Regions from separate parts of the Mus musculus genome. Here all the other regions are linked to region 1. The links are chromatin loops, found by intact Hi-C in ENCODE. Cell type or tissue: left cerebral cortex. All regions are shown on one strand.

Region 1 (5,000 bases):
TGTCTATCTGCTTGAGTGCTGGAACTCAAACACTATACCTGTGTGTGTGCCATTATACCTGGCTAGAAAGGACTGCTTTAAGGACGCTATCCTCTTCACTTGTCTAATGAGTCAGGAGCTGATGCCTGCCTGCCAATGTGATCAAAACACACTGTACCAGATTCTCTAAGAACTGGTCACATTTTTAAAAACAAGAGAGTTGAAGGCTGAAGGTTATTTAACCATTTCCTAGCCAAGAACATTTGATCAGTTCAATTTACCAAACTATAAGCGGGGATTGGGAGTTCTGGATTGTGGCTAGTCAAATGATACTGACTAGTAGAACAATGGGTAACCATTACATTCTGAGCAAGAAAAACTATTTAAAAACTAGACTTTTGGCAGGGCAGCGGTGGCACATACCTGTAATCTCAGCACTTGGGAGACAGAGGCAGACGGACTTCTGAGTTCGAGGCCAGCCTGGTCTACAGAGTGAGTTCCAGGTCAGCCAGGGCTAAACAGAGAACCCTGTCTCGAAAAACCAAAAACCAACCAACCAACCAAAAAAACCCTAGACTTTTGTCAAGAGATGGAAAAGAATTGATAGGTTGTTTATAAATTATGCAAGTTTGTCAAATAATTTGATCTCTGTTATTTCCATTTCTTTAAGTGTGAACTACAGTTAATAGTATCTACGAAGATTAAGCAAATTAGCAGACATGAAATGCTATTTGAAAGTACTTCCTCAGTAAGATTTTTTTTTAAGCTCCATTCTTCTGACAGGAATGCTCTATCTCCTAAAAACCAGTGACCACACATAACCAGAAGCAAGATAATTACTTGAAGTATATTCTGCAAACCCGTCTTCTCCCAGCTCCAGAACCATCCGCTCTTTCCACCTCTCCAAAAAGAAGCTCTGTTCAGGTGGCATGGTCTGCTGAAGGATGCGGGTCACACTGGGTATCGAGTTCCTTTGCAAAGGGATCTTCAAAGGGCTTGAAGAAGCATCTGTGTGTGGTTTCCCGGTTCTCTCTTCATTGAAGATAGGAAAGCAGTGTTGTGGGACTCTGGCCTGTGGCTCCGGCTCTGCAGCCTTATGCTTACTCACTGGTCCATACAGTACATCATCTTCCTTGAACAACGACTCTGGAGTCTGGGCCGGGCCTCTGGACAAGACAGAGCGTACTAAACGAGAGTACTTCGCTTGGTCTACTGCTTCGTAAGAGTTTTTCTTCTTCTGGCTACACAAATAAGAGAAAGTGGAGAAACTCACAGGAGGGCTTGCTTTTACAGAAAATCTGTTTAACCTGCTAAGCAGCCTGCAGAAGGTCAGAGGCAGTTTCATTTTTAGACTTCGCCCCTCTAACTTTTCTCTAGTCTGGAAAGTTTAAAAGTGTGTTCTGTTCGTATCTGAAAAAAAAAAAAAAGTGGTGTTAGGTTTAAGACATTTTCTATATTAAAACCATCAAATTGAAAATCACACAAGAGCCGGGTGTGGTGGCGCACGCCTTTGATCCCAGCACTTGGGAGGCAGAGGCAGGTGGATTTCTGAGTTAGAGGCCAGCCTGGTCTACAAAGTGAGTTCCAGGACAGCCAGGGCTACACAGAGAAACCCTGACTCAAAAAACCAAAAAACAAAAACAAAAAAACCCACAAGAACATTAAAAGTGCATACACTAAACTTTTGACGTTTCCAAAAAAAAAGAGAAAATCATTCCCAAGTAAGATTCATGAAAATTGTAAGTGGCTTTTGTTCAATGTTAATGTGTTGGCCGTTTCGGATATGACACCTTAAATCTGAATGTGACAAGGCCTGGAGGCATAGACCAGGAAACTTAAGTTACTTGGGTGGCTGAGGCAGTATGAAATTGAGATTTTGGGTTAGCTTGGCTTTGTCTCTAGAAACAAAACAACTACAATCTGCCCCCCCCCAACAAATTCACAAGTCTTAATTAACAGTTAAACACCTACATCTACATACCAAACTCTTACTAAATATTCTGTATGGGCATCGCTCATCTATTCCTCACGCCGCCCTTTAAAAAGTGGGTGCTACTGTGACCTCGTGGTCCAGACTCGGGACATGTCGCAAGTGGGTCTGCACAGCCCATCCAACGTTAATTCCAGAAAATGATCTCTGCAGGTGTCTCCCATGGCTGCGACAGGACAAGCGTGGCCCTTCGTGCCCGAGTTTGGATAGGGAAGAGAGTATTTAAATAGAAGGTCGGTCAGCGGCAGGGTTCTAGCTGTACCTGAGATGCCACCACGCTGTAACACCCAGCCCGCAAACAACCCTCTCGGGACCCGTACTTTCATCGGTCCCGCGCTTTCCCAAAGCGAGGCGGCCCCAGCATGCACTACGGCGTTCCCGTCGCACCTGTGAGGCGCCATCCCCTCCACGCCCCCGAAGCAGAAGCGCGGGCGCCGTCAAGCCGCGCGTTGTCGCGCTCACGAGATCTCGCGCACGTCACCGCCGCTCGCCATCTTGGACTCTGGCTGAGCCATAAATTGCCCGGGCCGCGGTGCGCGTCCTTTCTCGAGGCGTGCCTCGCCGGCGGAGGGTTCGGAGCCCGCGTTCCCGTCGCGGCCCTCCGGTGCTGGTGTCCGCGTGGCGCGGAGCGAGGGTAGGCTCCCCGCGTAGCTTCTATTGCCCGGCTCCAAGATGGACGGCCGCGGGGACGGGGGAGGCCGCACTGGGGGAGCACGTGGCGTGCCGCTCGCTGGCCTGCGCCCGGGGCTGCTGGGATGGTGGCGGAGTCCCGCGGCCTCCAGCCGCCGTCCGGCAAGGAGGCCGGCGGAGGCGGGGCCGCGGCCGCCCCTGAAAGGCGCCCCGGCGGCGGCCCAGCCTCTTCTTTCCTCGCACAGCCACACGGCCCCTGCTCGAGGCCCGCGTCGCCATGGCCGCGGTTCCCGAGTTGCTGGAGCAGCAGGAGGAGGACCGCAGCAAGGTGAGATCCCTTCCTCGCTCGCTACCTGGGCTGGAGGTTCCCGCCGGCCTCCTTGGGCTGGGTGGATCTTCTCTGGGGCTCGGACCCCAGCAAGATCCCGAGGTTTTCCCTCAACCACCCCTTTAGAGATGGCTTTCCAACGGGGTGTCTCTGCACGCTCATTCTCTGACCAAGGAGACCCAGACAAGTGGGACCCCACTTCTTGAGCTCTCGGTGGGAAGCTGACCGACGCTCTGCCAGTCATTCGACTGAGGCTAATCCTCTGAAGCCCTTAGGAGCGTGGTTTTTTTTTTTTTCTTTTTTCTTTTGCTCCTAAAACTTAAATCGACTACATGGTAATTGGAAAGTGGATCAAAGTTTCGTTTGCTATTCCTATCTCCTTTTAAGAAAATGGCCTTTTCGTTTAAAATAGTGGGGAGATTTCTAACGAGTATCTGTATGTAGCATGGTTTTTGCAACTTGGGAACGCTAAATGTGTCCTCGTGGGAGTTGTAATTTTTAGTAAATCCTGTGTGTTGATATAACCCTCGGGCTGCAAATATCTTGAGGACTAATGCAATAAACAGGGATTGCTATACGGGCAATAAAGGATTCTACTTTTATTGGCTCTTTAAACTTGAATTTTCCACCGCACAGGTAGGTTATGAGTCAGTTTTGTGGACAAAATCGTCAGTAATATGGGAGCTCTTAGATTTTAATAAGAGCTGAATTAAGATTTCATTTTAAGTACCTTTGAATGGGCAAACATTTTTTTTTTTGTTTTTGTTTTTGTTTTTCGAGACAGTTTCTCTGTATATCCCCGGCTGTCCTGGAACTCACTTTGTAGACCAGGCTGGCCTCGAACTCAGAAATCCGTCTCCCAAGTGCTGGGATTAAAGGCATACGCCACCACGTCCGGCGCAAACTTTTTATCTAGTAAGTAAATACCGGTCTCTGGCGCACCAACCAGTTGGATTGTTCCAACAAGGGTATTGTATTGAAATAGAGCTTTGTGCGAGGTGTTTTATTTCTTTTACATTAGAAGAATTAGTTTCTCTCCCCTGGCATATATAATAGGTACTAGGGGCAGGAGAGGCCCTGGTGGCTCTTTTTTTCCTCCTTTTTTGGTACGGAGCAGAATCATTTATGTAAAATGACTTGATCGTCTTTATTAACTGCTAATAGAATTTTTAAAAAAATGAGTTCACCATCACTCTGATAAGCAAAATTGGAGATGATCACAGTGGAGAAAACGACAACTTTGGCTTTCTCTTGAGTTAAAGAAATGTTGAGGTAAATGACTGGTTTTAGTACATGGTTTCGTTTGTGTTATCTGGTCTGTACTAGACTGGCAGATCACATCTGGATGGCAGTCATTTGAAGGGAATTTGGCAAGTGTCAAAGAACTGGAGTTCAACTTGGGCAAATTTGTCAGCTAATAAATTTTGCCATTTTATTTAAATGTTCGGATTATTTAGTTTGGAATTTCTATCAAAATGGGATTCTGGAAGTTGCTCTAGTGACTAGATTAGAATCTAAGGATTCTTCAGATGAGAATGAAACTCTGGGATTCCCTCTAACCCTGAGCTAGTGCTGAGGAGTTTGAATGCTAGTAAAGTTCCTTGGCAAGGTAAGGAGGCCTGAAAGGAGAAGTCTGATATCCAGACATTTTAATTACTATAAAGTCTTTTACCCCAAGGTGTTCTCTCCTTAAGATGACTTTAGGGTAGAATTGCATACCATATGTGTCTTACGTAGAAAGCCTGTGCACTGTTGGCTCCTATAATTTGGTTTAGTTTTCCTTTAGTGTGGTAGACAGAGGTAGAGATTTACCAAGTCTAGCTGGGGTATGTGTGTAGGTAGGGTCTCCCTGCATAGAGTAGGTTGAGCATTATCTCAAATTGTGTGTCTTGGGGTTTTTGATATTAGTCTAATGAGTCTAGTTTAGGGTGAATCAATGTAACAGCTTTGTTTTGTGTTGGTGTTCTGATTGTCCCTGGATTTTCTTTTCTTTTTCCTTTAGTTTGAAAAGCTTGAAATTTTTTGACTAGATGGATCAAGTGGTGTTGCATACTGTAATCTCAGCATTTGGAA
Region 2 (5,000 bases), 98 kb before region 1:
TTATTTGCAAGGGGTTTGTGTTTTTACAATAAAGTCTACTCAAAATAAATAAATAAATAGATAAATAAATAAATACTCACCTAGTTCTTACTGAGCCTCTCCCAGGCCTACAGCTACATTTGCTACACCAGTGGAGTTGGGAAATGTAAGAGTGAGGGCTCAGGTCCAGCATGGTGGTACATTAGTTCTAGAATTTAGGAGGTAGTAGCAGGCAGATCTCTCTGAGCTCTGAGCCAGCCAAGACAACACAGAAAGACTTTGTCTTAACATAAGCCGCCAGTGAGCAGCTCTTTCACAGCCTCTGCTTCAGTTCCTACTTCCAGATTATCACCTCAATTGCTTTCATTGATGAACTGTGATATGGAGCTGGAAGTTGACCCCTTTCCACCCCAAGGTGCATTTAGTCATGGTGCTTTGTCATAGCAATAGGAAACCCTAACTAACACAGCTCTTTACTAACCTAACTCTAGCATCTGGAGCCTTGATTCCTGTAGAATCATTAACACTCCTCAACTTACCATAGGACCATACCTGGAAAACCTCATGATAAACTGAAAATAATAAAGGTGTTCTGACATGATACCACTGAACATCAGCATTCCGGGGCTCCCTGGGGTCTGAGGTTTGTTTTGCTGCCTGGCATTTTGAAAGAATCCTACCATTGATCCTGAGCCTGGGAAAATACCAAAATTCAATATTCAAAGAAAGTTTCACTAAATACAAACGATACTGCTTTCCTAAAAACCAAGTTAACCGGGGCTGGAGAGATGGCTCAGTGGTTAAAAGCACTAACTGCTCTTCCGAAGGTCCTGAGTTCAAATCCCAGCAACCACATGGTGGCTCACAACCATCTGTAACAAGATCTGACACCCTCTTCTGGAGTGTCTGAAGACAGCTACAGTGTACTTACATATAATAAATAAATAAATCTTTAAAAAAAAAACACCCAAACACATACATAAAACCAAGTTAACCATCTTTAAGTTAGGAACCATCTGTAATTGATGTCTACTAAGTTCCTTTGAGAGTTAAAGACAATGTCTGTAAAGTGAAAAACACTGTGTCTGGTGTGGGTAGACAGAAAACAAGCCATTATTTCCTTTACTGCCACCTTGAAGTTTTCAAGACATCTACCTTCCTCGATGTTACAGTAAGTCGCTAATGAATAGCTACTGGACAGCTTATTTTGGTCAGTATGTCTTGGTCACTAACTTCCAAGAAATAACTAGATCTTTGCACACTTCCATTCTCTAACTGTGATTCTCAACCGTTTCATTAAAGCCTTTGGCGTGCCTTTTGGAACACAGCTGAGTCTCCATGCTCCAGAGATCTGATTTAATTGGTCTGCTCATACTGTAAAAACTTCTCAGGGGAACAGAGTTTGAAACAAAACTGATAGCAAACGCTGTCTCCAAAACACATCAGGAGGACACAGACACCCTGTCTTCCAAGTTTAATTAGAACCACCATCTTTTCCTTTTCCTCCCAAGAAGGAAGTTTCTTGCTTCTACTCCAGAAGATATCCCTGGGGAACCATATTTTAATCCCAAATCTTTAATTCCTTGTGTGCTTCTCCATCACTGCACATCGACCCTGCTCCTCAAAATGGTTCTGAATTTGCAAGCCTAGTTTCATTGCAATTCCTAGTTTGTGAATACAAAGGTCGATGGTCTGGTGACTCTTGAGGCTTTCAGTAACTTCTGCCCATGGCAAATCCGATTCAAACCAAATAACTGTAAAGGTATTGCTTGAAAGGGCAAATACCAAGTACTGGCCAGCACAGTGTGGCACCATTATAAAAAGAACAATCTCGAGAGGTTATAATTAACTATGTGTTCTCAGTGTGCTCAGCGCACTAGCCAGCGTTGCAAACTGGAATGAGGAAGAGTCGGTTAGTCGCTGATTAATAAGCCAGTTATTCTCCGAAAGAAAGCCATTAAAAGAAAACGTGAAGGGCGCTCGCTACCTTTTATCCTTTCCAGAACCTAAGTCCAGTAGCAAAATGTTTTGTTAATGCAAGTTGCAAAAATCTCAAGTTTCTTTAGCCAAAGGCACTGGGGGGTGTGCTGGGTGTGAGCTGCTTTATCTCCGGATTTAACAATTCCTGGGTAAGGCTTTGTGGGCTGTGCTGCCCCCAGGGCCTCGAGCTCACCCTAGCAACTCTCTAACTCTGGACTACACCCCTGCCCCGAGGCTTCCGCCCCAGTCTCCCGCCTCGTGGCTGGGGGAGAGAAGTCGGCGTCCTGAACGCGCCCTTGCAGCCCGCCCGGCCCGCCACGCGCGCAGGGACAGCTGCGGGCTCGGCGCCCCGGAAGACGCGGTCACGTGACACCGACCTGCCGGTCCTGCCGCTGCTTCAGATGCACGCCGGCCACCGTGGCCGCCGTCAGCAGCACCGAGAGGCCCAGCACTGCCTTCGAACTCCTCGACATTCCCGCTCCCGGCCGCGGACTCGCTCCCGCGCCCGCCCCCGCCGCCGCCACAGCCGCCGCCGCCGCCGCAGCCGCAACGGGCCAGGCTCGACCTCTCGAGCGCAGAGCCGTTGCAAGTGCTATCGTCGCCAGGCTCTAGCAATCGAGCGCCGAGCGTAACCCCTGGCCCGCTTCGCTGCTTCTTGGGAGTGGCTGCCTGGGGCCCTGGCTTTCCTATTTGGGGACCGCCTTCACCAGGAAGTCGCAGTGCTGGGCTGCTTTGGAGTCGCGAGGGTGGGGTTGGGAGTGCCAGTGGAGTATGTACGGAGGACATCTGGTCGCTATGGGGCGACTGATCAGACCCTAAATTTTCTTAGAGTCTAAAAGCTGGGTGGTTGGTTTTTTGACAAGGTATTGCTGTGCAGCTCAAACTAGCTTCAAACTCGCAATCCTGCCTCAGCCTCGGCTACACCTTGTTGCCTACTAAACTTCTGTTGGGAAATGCACTGGGTCAGGCAAGGATCCGGACATGTTTAGCTCCTGTAATCTTAAGAAATGGCGTTGCCCGGCGTGGTGGCTCACGCCTTTAATCCCACCACTCCCGAGGCAGAGGCAGGCGGATTTCTGAGTTCGAGTCCTGCCTGGTCTACAAAGTGAGTTCCAGGACAACCAGGGCTATACAGAGAAACCCTGTCTCAAAAAACCAAAAGAAAAAAAAAATGTCGTTGATGCCCTTGGAGCCTTTCAGGAATGCTTGTAAGATCCTTGTGTCAGAGTAGTTCACAAGAGGCTAAGGATGGTGTCATTTGCACTTACCCCTTAAATTAAAAAAGAGACTTGGCTTCCCAGAACTTTTAAGTATTTGTGATGCCAATGAAGAATGGCATATCAGTAAATCACTCTTACCCAGGAAAGTACACATTCAAAGCTGCTGCTGAAAACCGATAGACAACAATGATAAGGCTCATTCAGGCCTTGATTAGGTATTCCCAGTGTTTCCCCAACATTCACTTCGTCTCAGTATGCTTTGCTCTTTCGTTCTCTGTTAAGTGAACCCAAACGGCATGAAGAAAATACTATTATGAACAGTTAGCATACTGCATTGGTTATATCTTTGGTTTTTTTTTTTTAATTAATTTTTTTGGTGTTTTTTGTTTGTTTCTTTGTTTGTTTGTTTTGACAGGGCTTCTCTGTGTAGCCCTGACTGTCCTGGAACTCACTTTGTAGACCAGGCTGGCCTCAAACTCAGAAATCCGCCTGCCTCTGCCTCCTGAGTGCTGGGATTAAAGGCATGCGACACCACGCCCGACTTTAATTTATTTTTTAAAGAATCTAGGTTTATTTATTTTTAAAGATTTATTTTATGTATATGAATACACTGTAGCTGTACAGATGGTTGTGAACCTTCATGTGGTTGTTGGAAATTGAATTTAGGACCTCTGCTTGCGCCAGCACAAAGATTTATTTATTATTATACACACCAGAAAAGGATATCAGATCTCATTTCGTGTGGTTGTGAGCCACCATGTGGTTTCTGGGATTTGAACATAGGACCTTTGGAAGAGCAGTCAGTGCTCTTACCTGTTGAACCATCTCACCAGCCCAGGTTATATCTTTGAATGTGAAAATAGAGTTTGGGACCAGTGACTTTTAGAATGAGAAGAGATTCAAGTTATTTTTGCATATTTCCCTAAGGAAAAATCATGCCACAATACTTTTTATTTATGATAACCCCAGACTTTTCATCCAGTAAATCAGCGAGTGTAACAGCTATGAATGGCCTTGGAATGACACCAGAAGTATAAATGACCATGCATTCTATTGTGATTAATTTTCCAATTTGTCTTCTTTAAATGTATTTTGTTTTTAAAAATCTCTTATGCTAGGCAGTTGTGGTATACACCTTTAATCCCAGCCCTGGGGAAGCAGAGGTAGGCAGAACTCTGAGTTCGAGGCCAGCCTCGTCTACAGAGCTAGTTCCAGGATGGCCAGGACTACACACAGAAACAATGTCTCAAGAGGAGGAGGAGGAGGAGGCAGCTGTAAGTGTTGTGTCTAAAGTGTAGGCCAATGATTACAAACCAAAGCAAGATGTTTTTTATAATTATTATTACTTACCTTAGTAGCTGAATGACTGTGTGCCATCAGATCCTGAAAAGCAACTTATTTATTTACTTTAAAATAGTTGCTAGAACATCTAGTTTGGGTGTATTTTTAGGAGTGGGCACTGTAATTAAAGAAAATAGTTTACTGGGCAATTGGAAACGTCTACTAAGTAAGTCTTATTTTTCCCTCTTTTATGCCAAGGTCTTTCAGAGAAAGCATCACTGATGACCACATATTATTTACCATGTTCAGTTAACTCTTACATTTAAGTTACACCTGAAGTGCTAGGAAGGCTTGTGACAGGACAAGAAGAGGCTCCTCCATCTTGTACTCTTGCTGAGGCCACTTTGGTTTAACTAGGATTTGATCTGCTTGATGAAGAATCCTGTGGAAAATTACCCAACTCCATTCTATACCCATCTGTCTTAGTCAGGGTTTCTATTCCTGCACAAACATCATGACTAAGAAGCAAGTTGGGAAGAA
Region 3 (5,000 bases), 180 kb before region 1:
AGGTTTCAATTCTTAATGAAAACAGTCTCCTGGTTTATAGAACAACACGAACATTCCAGAAATCCTTTTCAGCTCTGTGTGAGGTGAACACAACCCTTTCTTAAGTCCTAGTAGCTTTTGCTTTATAATAAGAGCATAAGAATACTTTTCACAAAGGCCATAATTCTGATATCAAATTCACTGCATTAAATGGTTCTATTAATGGGAAACAATTTTTATGAAAGTCCTTAACCCAAGTTGGGGGGAAAATAACAGAAATAAATACACAGGCATAAATAGGTTAGGTAGGACTTACAGAAACTTTACCTAAGCCCCGAGCTCACCTTCCAGCCTCACCTTTCCCAAGTGGTCTCACGAGCTCTTTTTGCTAGTGCATGGTTTGCTTCAAAAGTATGTCACGAGGTTGGTTAATTTTTACAATAATATATAGGGTTCGATAGATGCCTCAGCAGTTAAAAGTGAGCACTGTTCTTACAGAGGACTGACATTTGATCACCAGCAGCAAAAGCCGACAGATCACCACCATTTGCAGTTCCACCGGAATGTGAGATACCTTTGGCCTCTACAAACATGCGTGTACACACACAGGCACACACACACAGCACACACATGCATATTCACAAACACGGAGACAATTTTTATACTGTAAAATGGTTATTTTTAATTGGAAAAATATTTTTTAATAAACTTTAGTTCCTTAGCCAGGCAGTGTGGCATACATCTTTAGTCCTGGCATTCAGGAGACAGAGGCAGACAGATCTCTCTGAGTTCAAGGCCAGCCTAGTCTACAGAGCAAGTTCCAGGACAGCCAGGGATACATAGAGAAACCCTTTGAAGAAAATGGGGGCTGGAGAGATGGCTTAGTAGTTAAGAGCACTGGATGCTCTTCCAAAGGATCCAGATTCAATTCCCAGTACCCACATGGGAGCTCACAACTGTCTGTAGCTCCAGTTCCAGGGCATTTGACACCCTCACACACACAAGCAGGTAGAACACCAATGCACATAAAATAAGAGAGAGTGATTTTTTTTTAAAAAAATTTTTTTAACCTTCAATTCCTTAAAATATAGGATTTGCACTTTTGAAATAGGACGTCAATATGTAGCCCAGACCCATACTATATATGAGATCTTCTTGCCTCGGCTTTCTGAGACCTGGGACTACTCAGGGCTGCTACATCCATCTACTTTAGAGTATTTATTTGGAAGTAATTTCAAGCTTAACAAAGTAAGCCGCAAAGTGGGACGAAGGACTGTCCAGTGTCTACCCTGGAGCCTGTCAATGTACACGGGTAGACAAGCCCTTTCTAGGCTTCTCCTGCTTTCTCTCCGCACACATGCATCCATACTTTTCTCTGAAGTGTTTAGGGCTAAGTTGTGTGTACCACAGGTGTCTAAAGGAACCAAGCAAGGACTTCCTAAAAATGAAAACTTATTCCATGGGCACAGCAACCAACAACAGAAACCAGAATGCTGACGATGCTTTTTATCAGCCTACCTCAAATTCTGCTTTCCCAAGTGACCTGCTGGTGTGTTTTGCAACATCTTCAACTTTCTAGTACATTCCCGCCTGGAGTTAGGGGGAAGTTGTCACACTCCTAGCCTCCTGTATGAAACATTTCTGGTTTTTTTTTTTTTCTTTTCTTTTCTGATGGCATTTTAAAGAGCAGGATTCTTTTTGGTAGTTTAGTATTTTTCTTCCCGTATTTAAACTCACATTTTATCTTAAGCACACATTTCAAAATTATAGCCAGGGGCAAGAGGAGATGAATATAGTTAAATAGGAGAGGTGTTATCTTTGATAATGATTTTTCTGTAATAATAAGTGTTTTCAGGACTAGGGAGATGGCTCCTTGGAAAACGTGCTTGCATAAACACAAAGATCTGAGTTCAGATCCTGAGCAGCCACATAAAAGTCACGAAGACATGGTGGCCACCTGTAATCCCAGCACTCAGGAGACAGAGACAGAGGCGATCTATGGAACTGGCAGAGTGAACTGGCTGGATCAGCCAGCCCCAAGGACTGGGAGACCTTGCCTCAGTACACAGGGTGGAAATGATGAAGGAAGATGCCCAGTGTCAACCTCCAGCTTTAGCATTCACATGCACTCAGGCACACACACACACACGCACGCACGCACGCACACACGCACGCACGCATGCACTCGGGCCAAAAAAGGAACATTGGGACAGGACGGCTCATTGCATAGTGGCACTTGCTGCCAAGCTTGATGTCTTGAGTTGACTCACTGGACAGCATGGTAAAAGAGACCTGACTCCCAAAAATTGTCCTCTGAACCTCGTAAGCCACTCCCAAACACACAAATAAATAAATGTACCTTTAAATTTTTTTGAAGACACTGATTTAAAGATAGTGAAGTTATGACAAATGTTTGCTAATTTTTATAAAGGCAAAAGAGATTAGAATTAGGAGTTCCATCTCCCTCAGTGGAAAGTCCACATCAGAGAATCTAGCGCCTCCTTCTTCAAGGCTGAACTTTCGGGGTGAGCGCAGACAGGGCATTTGACCTCTTGGGGTTCACCTGTGAGCCTCAGTTTCTGCATCTATAACCTGTAACTTTGAGCTAGTAGAGCCTCTCTTTCTCCCCTCCTGCCTCACACTCACACATTTGTTTGTTTATGTTGTGTGGGGGTCGGAGGACAACTAGCAAGAGTTAAGTTCTCTCCTCCCACCATTTGGACTGAGATCAGGTCATCAGACTTGGCAGCAAGCGCCTTTACCCACTGAGCCATCTCTCGGCCCTGAACCATGATTCTTTGTGCTTTGAGTTGAGAGCGTCCATTCAAGGTTTCTCCCTTGGTGATCCTTTGATCGAGTCAAAGGATCTTTCACAGGGGTCACCTGAGACCATTGGAAGACACAGATATTTACATTATGATTCATAACCATAGAAAAATTACAACTATGAAGCAGCAATGAAAAGAGTCGTGGTTGGGGGTCACCACAATACAAGGAACTGCATTAAAGGGTCGCAGCATTAAGAAGGTTGGGAACCTCTAGTCCACATAGTCCCTGACGTGGTTCTCTTACGTGCTTCTGAACTTTGAACAGCAGGGGTCGCCCTACACACAGTGATTACTTCTTTGCTTAGTGCTTTTTCTCCTGCAAGCTGATTCTTCAACCATTAGGATTCAATTGTCCAACGTTTCCCTGGTGCTGTGGGTAGCCAAGGACTCTGAGGAATCTGGTGACGTTTCAATTTTTCAAATATCTGTGAATAGAAACTTTTGTTTTGTTTTTGTTTTTTTGATACAGGGTTTCTCTATGTAGCCCAGGATGTTCTGAAACTCACTCTGTGGACCAGGCTGGCCTCAAACTCAGAGATCCACCTGCCTCTGCCCAAATGCTGGGATTAAAGGCGTGTGCCACCATGTCCTGCTGGAAACTTTTAATTGTATTATTTATATAATTAAAAATATTACTGAAGAACAATGGGGCAACCACAGCTTTAATCCCACAGTAATTTTCTACACTAAAGTGAACTACAGGTAGGTTACTACAACCACTCATTTAGGGGAGTGGAAGAGCATGCTGTCCTGGGGTTCTCAGAGAATAAACTCAATCAGTGACTCAGCACCTGTGAGTGGGTACTTTGTGCCAACTACTATTTGTTTATAGTATTAACAAATGAAGCTGTAAAACTGGGGTCGTATGAACATTGTTACGGTGAAATAGCCTTAGGTACACATGCGTGTCACCATATTGCAGTGACCCAGAACATGGACTGTCCAGACACTTCATAGTATCAGACAAGCTGCTGGAATACAGACCTCGCCTTTATCTGTGCAGGGATTATTCCACTGGCAGAGAGAGGTCATTGACGAAACGGCCATGGGTTGAATTCCATGTGTATGCACATCACTGTTAGAAGAAGGATGAGAAAGGGACAGAAAGTTTGTCCCTATTTATCAGACACAGGACTGAAGTGATAGGGTGATCATGCCAATAGCAGTAGCTAAGGTATTTGTCGTAATACTGGGCTGTCCCAGGGTGAATGCTGGCATATTGAGAGGCATTCTTAACTTAGGTGAGGTTCCATATGTCACGTGAGGATTTTATGAGGCTGTGTGTCTTAACTATCTGAAAGCATGGTATTTACTCAATAAATATTAGTCACGGCTTGTCAGGGATTGATACAATCTTTAATTGTCTCACTTTCTGGTTTTATTCAAATTTCTTCTCAATTGTATTTTTTTACAAAAAAAAAAAAAAAAAACGACTGAAGGTTTTTTTTTTTCTCTTTTTTGCTTATCCAGTCAAAACATTTACTGATCACCTTCTCTATGCCCCCTCCCCCACTATATTAGACACTAAAGATTCATCAGTAAATAAGACACAGAATCAAACAAGGTCTCCTCACCCGCACAAGATAATGCCATAGCTATCTCCTGGCCCGATCCTCTCCATGCTTCAGTATGTCTCTGATTCACCCGATTCCCTCCCTCTCCAAACCCAGGTCTTCAAAATCTCTTAACTGTTGTATCATCTCTGCAGCCCACGACCAATGCTCTGAGGCCCTCCCACCAGGCTCTCTTCCTTTGGCTTTCCTAGAACAAATGACCTAATTTATATGTTGTTGTTGTTGTTGTTGTTAAAAATGATATATGTGTGTATAGTGTACTTATGTGTATGTATTCACACATATGAGGTAGGAAGGTTAATGTCAGATGTCTTCCTCAATTCCCCTCCCATTTTTGCTTTTGATTTTTGAGACAATGTCCACTACATAGCTCTGGCTGGCTTTGAACTCAACCACTACTTTAAAAAGATTTACCGATGGTGATAAACCACTATGTGGTTACTGGGAACCGACCCAGGTCTTCTGCAAGAGCAACAAGTACTTTTAAGCACTGAGCATCCTGGGATCAGATCGCTCCTTGAAGATGGAGCTCAACAAGTCTGGAATTATACGAGTGTGCCACTACGCCCCCTTTTTACTTGGGTTCTGAGGATCTGAACTCTGGTTCTTGGGTTTGCAC
Region 4 (5,000 bases), 290 kb before region 1:
TATCATTAAAGTCACCCATTTTAAGTGCACAGTTCCACGAGTTTTAAGAAGTAAGTCATGCAATAATTACTACAATTCAGTTTTAGAACAATTTTATCCTACGGCAGTTACTTTTAAAAGGAGATATTAGCTGTGGGTATTGTTCAGTTAGCATACACAGGTCAGAGATTTATCTGAACACCAAAAAGAAAAAAAAAAAAGAAAAAAGAAAGGAACACTCCACTGACATTCAACTTTCTTTTAGTTTAGTATTTAAAAGACTTTAGCTGCTGGGCAGGGCAGCGCATGCCTTTGATCCCAGCACTTGGGAGGCAGAGGCAGGCGGATCTCTGAGTTCCAGGACAGCCTGGTCTACAGAGTAAGTTCCAGGACAGCCTGGTCTATAGAGTGAGACCCAAAAGAAAACAACAAACTTTTACAGCAGAAGCAGCTCAACACTGACTGGATCCCTAAATTTATAAGATGAAAATTTAATGTCATCCAGTAAAATATGAACAGATCTATTTTCTTTAGATAGCATTTTCACTTCCTACCAAAACCTTAAAGAAAAGACAATGCTATGTCCTCTATTATTCAACACAAATGTGCCTCACAAACGCTATGACGTGAGAGCACCAAAAGCTGCTAAGTGCAAGTGTAGATAAAAAAATTCACATCATCTTTCCCAGAGCAGCCAACAAAAACAAATAGAACTATAAATTACAACATACCTGATTTCTTTGAAAACAGAAATTGCAGGCCCAGAGTTTTGCTCGGTAATCCACTTGACTGCAAGATAGATAAATAAATATTACAAACAGATATCATACATATTTTCAAGCTAGAAAGTAAGCAAATGTGGATTTAAAGTTCCCTAAATTAAACAGGCATGTGTTCCTGAGTGTGCACATAGAGAAGGACTCGTGAAATTACACTGCAGGCAAAACTGGCTATCAAGCACACCAAGAGTTTCTGAAAATATCTGTACGTGGTAAATTCTGTTTTGTCTTTTCTAATTCCAAGACCCTGTTTTAAAGTTTCTTCACTCATATAAACTTTAAGCTATTTCTTCTTGCCTTCTATTTGAACCTAGTTGTCATGATTTATCCAACATTTTTATTGTTAAACAATGTAAAACTTTTTTTAAAAGATGTTTACTTTTATCTTATGTGTATGTACGTTTTGTATGTACGCACATGCCTAGCAGAGATCAGAAGAGGGCAAAGACTCCCCTAGTTCTGGAGTGATGAAAGGCTGAGCTAACTAACACATAGGTGCTGGGAACATGGCCATGGGTCTCAGCTGAAGGAATAAGTACTCTTAACCACTGAGCTAACCACCAATTTCCAGCCCCTCTGTCAAACCTCTTAATTTCAACAGTGGAAGTACATTTCACACTTAGACCATTGATAAGCATGGTAGAAATGGTTCAAGACAAAGCATCTATTGCTTCCTCTCCCTTTCTGTACCTACGATATTAATAGCCAACAGCTATCATTTTACAAGCAGAGTTGAGACATTCCTAACATGGGCTTAATAAATGAAAGCAAGCCAGGCGTGATGGCACACGCCTTTAATCCCAGCACTCAGGAGGTAGAGGCAGGCGGATTTCTGAGTTCGAGGCCAGCCTGGTCTACAAAGTGAGTTCCAGGACAGCCAAGGCTATCCAGAGAAAACCTATCTCGAAAAAAAACAATAAAATAAAAATAAAAATAAATGAATAAATAAATAAAAGCAAAGGGAAATAAAGGAAAAAGTGATCCAACATACAAAAATCTCAACACTCTCAACTTGCTTCAAAATTCCTTCAGTCGCACATGGTGGTGCAGTCTTTTTTTTTTTTTTTTTTTTTTTTTTTTTTTTTTAAAAGATTTATTTATTTATTATATGTAAGTACACTGTAGCTGTCTTCAGACACTCCAGAAGAGGGCGCCAGATCTCATTACGGATGGTCGTGAGCCACCATGTGGTTGCCGGGATTTGAACTCTGGACCTTCGGAAGAGCAGTCGGGTGCTCTTACCCACTGAGCCATCTCACCAGCCCGGTGGTGCAGTCTTATACCCTCCCCATGACGCTGGAGGGTCATCCAGCACTAGAATGTGAGACCCAGTAACACAGCACAGACACTCTATCTCAAAAAATAATGGATAAAAATTCTTTCCAATAGTGTCCAAATATACTAATAGAATAGAGTCTCAGATTAAAAAAAAATTACACTCAACAATAAAATTGTTGGGAGTTAAAATTTCTTCCTCTGGGCTGGAGAGATGGCTCAGCGATTAAGAGCACTGACTGCTCTTCCGAAGGTCCTGAGTTCAAATCCCAGCAACCACATAGTGGCTCACAACCATCTGTACAGCTACAGTGTACTTATATAAATAAAATAAATAAATAAATAAATCTTAAAAATAAAAAATCTCTTCCACCAAGGCTAGAAAGATGTCTCCGTGGCTAACAGCACTGGCTGTTCTTCCAGAGGAACAAAGTTTAGTTCCTAGCATCCACGCCAGGCAGCCCACATCACCTGTCACTTTAGCGCCAAGAAGTTCTACTCCTTCTTCTGCCTCCACAGGTACCCACATAAAAATGGTATGCACATATGCGTGTGCACTTGTGCAAGCACATATGTACATACACACACAAATAATCTTTACACCTCTCCAAAAAAAAAAAAAAAATCAATTCTTCTGCCTAGTACTTCTCGATATACTATATCATCATTAAGGTACATGCAGAAAGAGCAAAGTTTTTAGATGTTTTTTAATTCTTCAAAGGATACCCCTTTAAGTCTACAATCAATCCAGAAGCAAACTGATAATCTAAGAGCAGGCAAAAAGAACGGGAAAAGAAAAGGAAGGGATGGAAGGAGGGACAACTAACTCCAAACTCTTCTTTTTTATTCTCCCCTTGTTCACATAACACTCCAATTTTCTTCCAGGCGTGCCTTTAACCCCAGCACTTGGGAGGCAAAGGCAGGAGGATTTCTGTGAGCTACAGGCCAGCTGGGTCTACATAGTAAGTGCCAGCACAAACAGGGTTACATAGGGTTTCATGCCTCAGGAAAAACAGAAAAAAGAAAAGATTCCAATTTTGTCTGGGGCACCTGCCAAGGAGGTTCTGTCATTTAAGAATCTCACCATCTACCTTTCATACCAAACTAGAAACTCTCCTACAGAACGCAAATGACTGCCGCCAGAGAGGGCTGGTATGGAGGTGGAGGGGGTGGTGCATGCCTTAAATCCCCGCACTTGGGAGGCAGAGGCAGGCAGATCTCTGTGAGCTCAAGGCCAACCTGGTCTACAGAGCAAGTTCCATAACAGCCAGGGCTACACAAAGAAACCCTGTCTCAAAACAAAACAAAACAAAACAAAACACAAAAGAGGAAAAAAAAATCAAGTGACTCCCATAAGACTTGGACAAAGACAACAATTTACTATATTCATCATTTTTACCAGTTTTTTTTTAAAGGAGTCCATACCAAAGTGGATTGAGAATAGCTTTGCAGGTAGGCCTACTGCAAAGCACAGGTTCATACTGTACAGGAGGTAAGTCTGGGCGTTCTTTTAAAGGAGTGAGGAGACAAGCCAAGGGCACAACCATTCTTGTGGCTTCAAGGCGGCTAGAAGGCCACACGTTCCAACTGAAACGCACACCATCTCGTTCTTCATTCTGCTGAATGAATTCCAGATACGTTGCCATGGTCTAAAAGGAAACTAAAGATAAAGCTTAATTATATACAAAATTCTCAGTTGATCTTCAAAAAAAAAGATGGTTTCAAGCCAGGTGCAGTGACTTACACCAGAAATCCCAGCACTCAGTCCCAAACAAGGAGATGGTCTTATAACATAGCATTCCACAAATACCCCACCAAGAAAAGCCCATCACTACAGGATAAAGGTAACTACCTTCTCTTGGACCCCCAAAGTTGATTACTCATCCTTTCTGCCTTAGTTTTCTACTACTATGATGAAGACCAGGACCAAAAGCAACCCGAGGAGGAAAGGATTTATTTCAATTTACACCACCCCACCCCCCATACACCACCCCACCCCCCATACACCACCCCACCCCCCATACACCACCCCACCCCCCATACACCACCCCACCCCCCATACACCACCCCACCCCCCATACACCACTCCACCCCCATACACCACCCTCATACACTATCCCTCACTCCCAAGGTGCTCAGGTGTTTTCTGTGTAGTGTCCATCATCTTCCAGGAAAGTCAGAGCAGGAACTAAGACAGGGGCTGGAAGAACACTGTGTACTGGCTCATTCCTAAAGACATGCTCAGCCTGCTTTCTTATACAATTCAGGACCACCTACCTCAGGGTAGCACTACCCACAGTGGGCTAGATCCTCATACATCAATCAAGAAAATGCCCCACAGGCCTATCTGATAGGGACATTTATTCAACTGAGGTTCCCTCTTCTAAAATGACCATGGCTTGTGTCAAGTTGGCCAAAAATAAAAAATAAAAAAAAAATAATCAGGCTACTTTCTCAAACCATCTCTGTAGTACTTGAAAAAAGTAGTCAAAAAGGTTAGAGGTTGAACTCCTTGAACATTTGTTAACTTGTATAGTTGGATATCACGAGTAATTATTTATTTGTGATGCTAAGGGTCAAAGGCAGGACCCTGTGCGTGCTAGGCAAACACTCAAGTACTGAGTTACAGTTCTGAGACAAGCCAATTTCAACTATGTGTCGAAAGGTAAGTCTCAAATTCTGTTTCATGATCCAACAACTTTCCTGATTCCCTTCCTTTCTTTATCAATCAAAGTAAATTCTGTATGAAATGCCACATGCCAAGAAACCTTGATTTTTGTTTGTCCCCCCGCCACCCCCACCACATTGCTAACTGTAGAGAACAGAACTGTATGGTGACCTGAGAATCCGGTTATTAACAGGAAGCAGCTTGACACTGAAGCATTTCTAGTGGGCATACCACAACTATGAAAGGAAGTTTGCTTTTGTATTGAGTCTCACCATGTTCTCCTTCCTCACCATGTTTGC
Region 5 (5,000 bases), 360 kb after region 1:
CTGCACCTGCAAGCCAGTTGCTATATCCTAAGAAAAAACCAAAGTTGTTATTCAGTGAAAACACTCTGTAGACAGATAAGTGGGTACCAACTGTTTCCCGGCGCACAGATGTAGCAACAGGATAGTATTTCTAGCAGTGAGGCAAGGCCTTGCCAGCAAATCATTGACCAAAAATGGTAACATTGTGCAGACTACAGTGACAAAATGTTCCACCTGATCGCCCAGTTGAGATACTGTTTTACAACCGATTTGAGTAACACTTTGGAGGTAGAGAAGTTTGTAAATTAAGCAAAATCTCTACCATCTCAATACAACGAATGTTTCTCTTTTTAAAGGGCTGGAGTAATTATACGGGCTTTCTGAAAGTTTTTAAATTTGCATCTGAAAAGCAACAACATCATGTCCAGGACTTGCACCCAAAGTTGTGGTAAAGCCTTGTTCTCAGGTAAAGGCAAATTTCTAGCATGGATGAATGGACCCGGCAGGGAAGGGTTAAAAGAGCCACTGCCAAGCTTGACAAGCCCAACGAGAGTGCCACTGAAGCTGATTGCCAGATACGACAAACAAAGCCACGGCAAGGCCACCCGGTTCTTAATCACGCTCACTAGCAATTACTCCGCCCTCTAGAGTGTTCAATAAAATCCTTTTCCTTCTCAGTAAAAAGGGCTGGAAAAGCTCACGGGTCACCAAGCTGGCCTTGGAGAAAACCGCGCCCACACGGATGGTCTCAGGTTCGGCCGCCCATCCCGGGGATCTACCGACTTCGGGATCGAAGGCAGCGAGGCCGGGCCGAAGGGGATCCCGGGCGGCGGCCTGGAACGGTGGGCATGATGCCGCCCAGGAGCTGCCTTGGAACCGACCCCTCCCTTAGCACACGCCCGAGGATCACTCACCATGTTCGCTGGGGCGGACTTCGGGAGGAGAGCTAGGAGCCTGACGGCAAAGTCTGTGCACCTTCGTCCTCCGGGTAGCAAAAGCAGGAGAGCAGGCGCAGGGCGGACGCGGCAGCTCGAGCTTATTAAGGGCGGGCACGAGTTCCAGCCAGACTGCGGCTGCGCGCGCCCCTCGCTCCGCCCACCGTTGCTACGCAACAGGCCGGCCTCCCCAGACAGGCCCCACCCAGGAGTCCCAATAGTCTCCAGACAACTGGAAACCCCTCTCCAGTTAAGGGGAGTGCATGGGTTCCCCGCCCAGAGGAGCGCCCGGGCTGCTGCTCCGTGAAGGGTGGACACAGGACGCTCCGGGGAATCTGGCCCTGCCCTGGAGGCGGGACCACGCGATGCCCCGCCTACCGCGCGGCCTTTGCCCATACATGGAAGTCGCCACCTGGCCAGGTGTGCGCGCCGCTAGGGGCGGGGCCCCGGCGCGGAGTGGGCGGGGCGAATGCCGGTGGGCGGGTGCTCTGCTTGGCGACGAGAACTCTCAAAACGGCTCTCAGGGACCGCGACCCGCATTTTTTTACCTACTTTGGTGCTGTTCCCACCACCCAGTCCTGATTGGTCAGCGCGGCACTTCGGGCCGTCGCGTGAGAGGGAAAAATCTGCACAGTTTTCCTCCTTCCTGAGGCGACCGTGGCTGATCAAAGTGCTGTGTGAGTCAGCGCTTATTCCAGGACTGGAAAACAGGAGTGATTTGTTTATCTTCTGAGCGGGCTGGGAGGAGGCCCAGTGGCCCGCGGGGGGTGCGTGGGGGACGCCGCGTGGCCCGGGACTGTGGGCCGGGCCCCGCCGCTGCGCTTGGGGGTTTCTCATTGGGGAATTGTGTTTTCCTAAAGGGCGGTTGCACGGAAATACTGCTTCCACAGGGCCACCCGCAATCCTAGCCTTGTTTTCTCCGGGTGTTTTTGTAGCGAATAAAAGGAACTCGTAAGACGTGGGATGATCACCTCACTTTTGAACTGAATTTAGGCAACGAGAACATCAGGATCTCTATAAAAAAAGTCTTAATTATCTAAGAAGGCTTTTGGGCAACATGATCGTTGTTTTTCTTTGTTTCTGTTTTCTGGGCGCTATATAAAAAAAATCTACCCTAGGTAGCAAACCGCGGTTCCCATTAGTTTTAAGGGTTTTGTTTCTTTCTTAAGATTAAAGGCAAGTCGTGGCAATTCTAATCCCTTACTGCATTGCCACGGGGTGTTTGGCAGGCTACGGCAGTGGCGTCAGAATCACCTGGAGAGTTTGCTCAAAGATTTCTTAGTTCTGGCTCCGTGCACCTAGAATGTAACCTAAGAGTTTGCCCTTTTAACAAGTCTTTGGTATTAATAATTGGTAATCACACTGAAGAGAAAGAACCTACATCCAGCTGCAGCCCGAACCCTTCTGGCTTATTTTTGTTTTTTTTTGGGGTTGGTTTTTTGTTTTTTTCTGCTCAGGACTCTGACCCCACTAAATGAGACTTCATTTAAGGACGGTTCAACCTATCATTGGTGTTTCGTCCTCCACAATCCTGTCCAAATACAAGAATGCTGTTTACTGCATAAAATTTTCTGTGCCTTCTTCCAGATTTTTTTTTTTTTTTTTTTTTTTTTTTTTGTCCTGGAACTCACTTTGTAGACCAGGCTGGCCTCGAACTCAGAAATCCGCCTCCCAAGAGCTGGGATTAAAGGCGTGCGCCGCCACCACCCAGCTTCTTCCAGAATCTTAAGCAAGTCTCTCTGGCTCCTCTGCCTCTAGCCTCACTCCCTCTCCTTATGGATTTGCCCAGTAACTGTGTTCCTATCACCTGCCAGCCTGGATTTTTTTTTTTTTTGACATATTTCCAGCGAATCCGTTTTATGTCTTTCCATAATCATTAACTTCATGGAAATCAGGGAACGGGGAGGGGACACCTTTCTTGGGCTTTCATGGATGTTTTGTGGCTATGAACTGTTTTTTTTTTTAATATATTTGCCACTGTTCCCAGATCAAACTGGGAGTCCCAGAAAGACAGAAATTTGGGGTGCGTTCTACATGAAGGGGCCCAGCCCATCAATGTGCTACATGTTTAATAAATGTTTTCCTAAGTGAGCCAGTATCTGAAGATGGTTTAGGATTTGTCAGACAAATTAATGTATCTGCTCACCGTAACCTCAAATGAACTCCCACCGAACTTTAACCCCCACATTTACCCCCAGTTGCTCTAGCTATTTTTATTCTTCTCATTCTGAGAAGGATCAAATTTTAATAAAATGCTATATTGACCAAATGTTGAAACCTAATTCCCAATGTGATGTAATACTATTTGAAAGTCGGTCTTTAAGCTAACCTAGGTTGTCAGGTCAGAGCTTACAAGAGTGGGAGAAGATCGCAGTGTATGAATAAAGAAATGGTTCTGCCGGTCAGTAGTGGCCCACGCCTTTAATGCCAGCACTGGGAAGTAGAGGCAGGCAGGGCTCTGAGTTCGAGGCCAGCCTTGTCTTAGTCTACAGAGCAAGTTCTAGGATAGCCAGGGCTACACAGAGAAACCCTGGGGTGGGGCAGGGGATGGTTCCTCACCAGACACTGAATCTACTGGTCCCTTGATACTGGACTTCCCAAGCTTACAGAACCATGAGAAGTTGCTGTTGTTCTGTTTACAGTAAGTCAGTCTATCACAGCAGCTCAGCAAGGCATAAATGTCAGTGAATAGGAGATGGGTGGGTGCCATTTGTCTCATTTAGAAAGTTTTTGGGCACTGGATCTTTGAACACAGGAGTGATTTCATTTGAATTCACTAATATGAGTAGCAGAGAAGAATAAATTATATACTAGTGAGACCTCAGAGAGCTTCGGACTAATAGTCAGGAGAAAACGCCTATGCCAGGGGTCATAACCCTGTCAAAACCTAAGAGAAAACTATTTCGATCTCGCTGTTATTTTTCCACTACAAATTCATCTCTCCCATATTCGTTGCTTATTTATATCTGTAGTCTTTTAAAATGATATTAGTCACATGAGTAAAATGTATATTCTCCCTAGGGAAGATTTGAACTGCAACAAAAGGATTCATGGGCACTTGCTGTTCCTTCCACTCCCAGTGCCCTCAGAGTAACCACTGGTGTGGGCGCCACTTCTGCCTTTTTAAATACACCCTGTGTGTGTTTGATTTGCGTTAGTATTCTGATGACTGGTTTTATGCTGGGTGTAAATGATCTATAGCTTGCTTTATGCAACTCATGATTGCCCTGGTGACCTTTCCTTATCATTACTTGCAACTGCTATAAGCATGACTATCCATTTATTGAATATGTCCCCACTGATAGCCACTCAGATGATTCCCAGTGTACAGTCATCACCAACAGTGTTCAGTGACCAGCCTATTCCTTGTTCCTTGTATATATAAGCTAGTACACATCTCAGAAAGGGCCAAATAAGGAAATCTCCTATTGTGGTTAGTCTTAAGTCCAAACTCTACATTGTGTATGTGGAAATGATTGTATTCTTAGAGGTTTTCTTTTGCAATAAAAGATGATAACTTGGATAGATCTTCCATATATAGTATTAATGAGAGAATGGATGTATATTGCTTGTATTTTTTTTTTGAAAGTCCTATATTGCAAAGACTTCAAAAGCTAATGATGTGGCTTAATGGTAGGGCAATTCACATTCATGGGACCCTGAGTTCAATTCTTAGCATGTGAAAAAAAAAAATAGTGGTGTAAGCCATTATTGAATTTTGATATGTGAAACATACTTTGCATATCAAAGGCGTCCAGAGACAATTAGTTCCAGCTTGGTGTTATGATTTGTTTTCTGAGAATGGAGATCCCTTTCCCAGAGTCGCCAAATGTCCTAGAAATGGCCGGAGCACCAGCTATCTCTTCCATTTTCTTGATGAGAAGAAGGAGAATGAAAAAAATGTGGAAAGGTCACTTTTTTTCATTTTTAAAAAAGAAACTTCCCAGAATTTCTGCCTTCACTTTCACCAGAATTTCATCGATGAGACGTTTCCCGTGTTCTGGCTAGCAGTGTGCTCTGCTTAGAAACAGGCACAGAGAAAAAATGGCTGTTGGGAGATAAGTAAGTGACTGCCACACATGGATA

The links. A loop is a pair of places that touch in the nucleus more often than their neighbours do. Peaks named below come from ENCODE experiments on the same cell type or tissue, not always from the same donor. Only the 100,000 strongest peaks of a DNase experiment are listed, where the experiment ranks them.
Region 2: it touches region 1 in a loop (5-fold over the local background); 6 of 42 quality-filtered maps call a loop at or near these places.
Region 3: a loop joins it to region 1, with 2.6 times the contacts of the local background. A loop is called at or near these places in 8 of 42 quality-filtered maps.
Region 4: a loop joins it to region 1, with 5 times the contacts of the local background. A loop is called at or near these places in 2 of 42 quality-filtered maps.
Region 5: a loop joins it to region 1, with 8 times the contacts of the local background. A loop is called at or near these places in 3 of 42 quality-filtered maps.

The regions. Positions count from the first base shown.
Region 1 is chr2:144,268,304-144,273,303 of GRCm38, reverse strand. Snx5 (sorting nexin 5) reads left to right here and starts at 2,402. Exons shown (of 14, transcript NM_001199188.1): 1 at 2,402-2,603; 2 at 2,845-2,927. The coding sequence starts at 2,877. Mgme1 (mitochondrial genome maintenance exonuclease 1) reads right to left here and starts at 2,400. Exons shown (of 5, transcript NM_028984.5): 1 at 2,232-2,400; 2 at 820-1,389. The coding sequence starts at 1,324. In left cerebral cortex, no CTCF peak of the experiment used is centred here; DNase peaks (open chromatin) are centred at 2,418 and 2,652; H3K4me3 peaks cover 2,703 bases; H3K27ac peaks cover 1,565 bases.
Region 2 is chr2:144,366,494-144,371,493 of GRCm38, reverse strand. Pet117 (PET117 homolog) reads right to left here and starts at 2,511. Exons shown (of 2, transcript NM_001164813.1): 1 at 2,337-2,511. The coding sequence starts at 2,432. Kat14 (lysine acetyltransferase 14) reads right to left here and starts at 2,459. Exons shown (of 11, transcript NM_181417.3): 1 at 2,337-2,459. In left cerebral cortex, no CTCF peak of the experiment used is centred here; DNase peaks (open chromatin) are centred at 1,871, 2,327 and 2,568; H3K4me3 peaks cover 1,883 bases; H3K27ac peaks cover 1,971 bases.
Region 3 is chr2:144,450,890-144,455,889 of GRCm38, reverse strand. No RefSeq gene overlaps it. Among named protein-coding and RNA genes, the nearest start is that of Gm46768, 33 kb to the right of the region's middle. In left cerebral cortex, a CTCF peak has its summit at 3,073 (motif pointing right); a DNase peak (open chromatin) is centred at 3,082.
Region 4 is chr2:144,557,900-144,562,899 of GRCm38, reverse strand. Sec23b (SEC23 homolog B, COPII coat complex component) reads right to left here. Exons shown (of 20, transcript NM_001252544.1): 2 at 3,459-3,693; 3 at 711-768. The coding sequence starts at 3,679. Among named protein-coding and RNA genes, the nearest start is that of Gm34292, 3.8 kb to the right of the region's middle. In left cerebral cortex, a CTCF peak has its summit at 1,928 (motif pointing right); no DNase peak of the experiment used is centred here.
Region 5 is chr2:143,911,541-143,916,540 of GRCm38, reverse strand. It overlaps Dstn (destrin), which reads right to left and starts at 1,210. Exons shown (of 4, transcript NM_019771.2): 1 at 894-1,210. The coding sequence starts at 896. It also overlaps a transcript of Bfsp1 not described here. In left cerebral cortex, no CTCF peak of the experiment used is centred here; DNase peaks (open chromatin) are centred at 152, 561, 1,120 and 2,128; H3K4me3 peaks cover 2,301 bases; H3K27ac peaks cover 1,929 bases.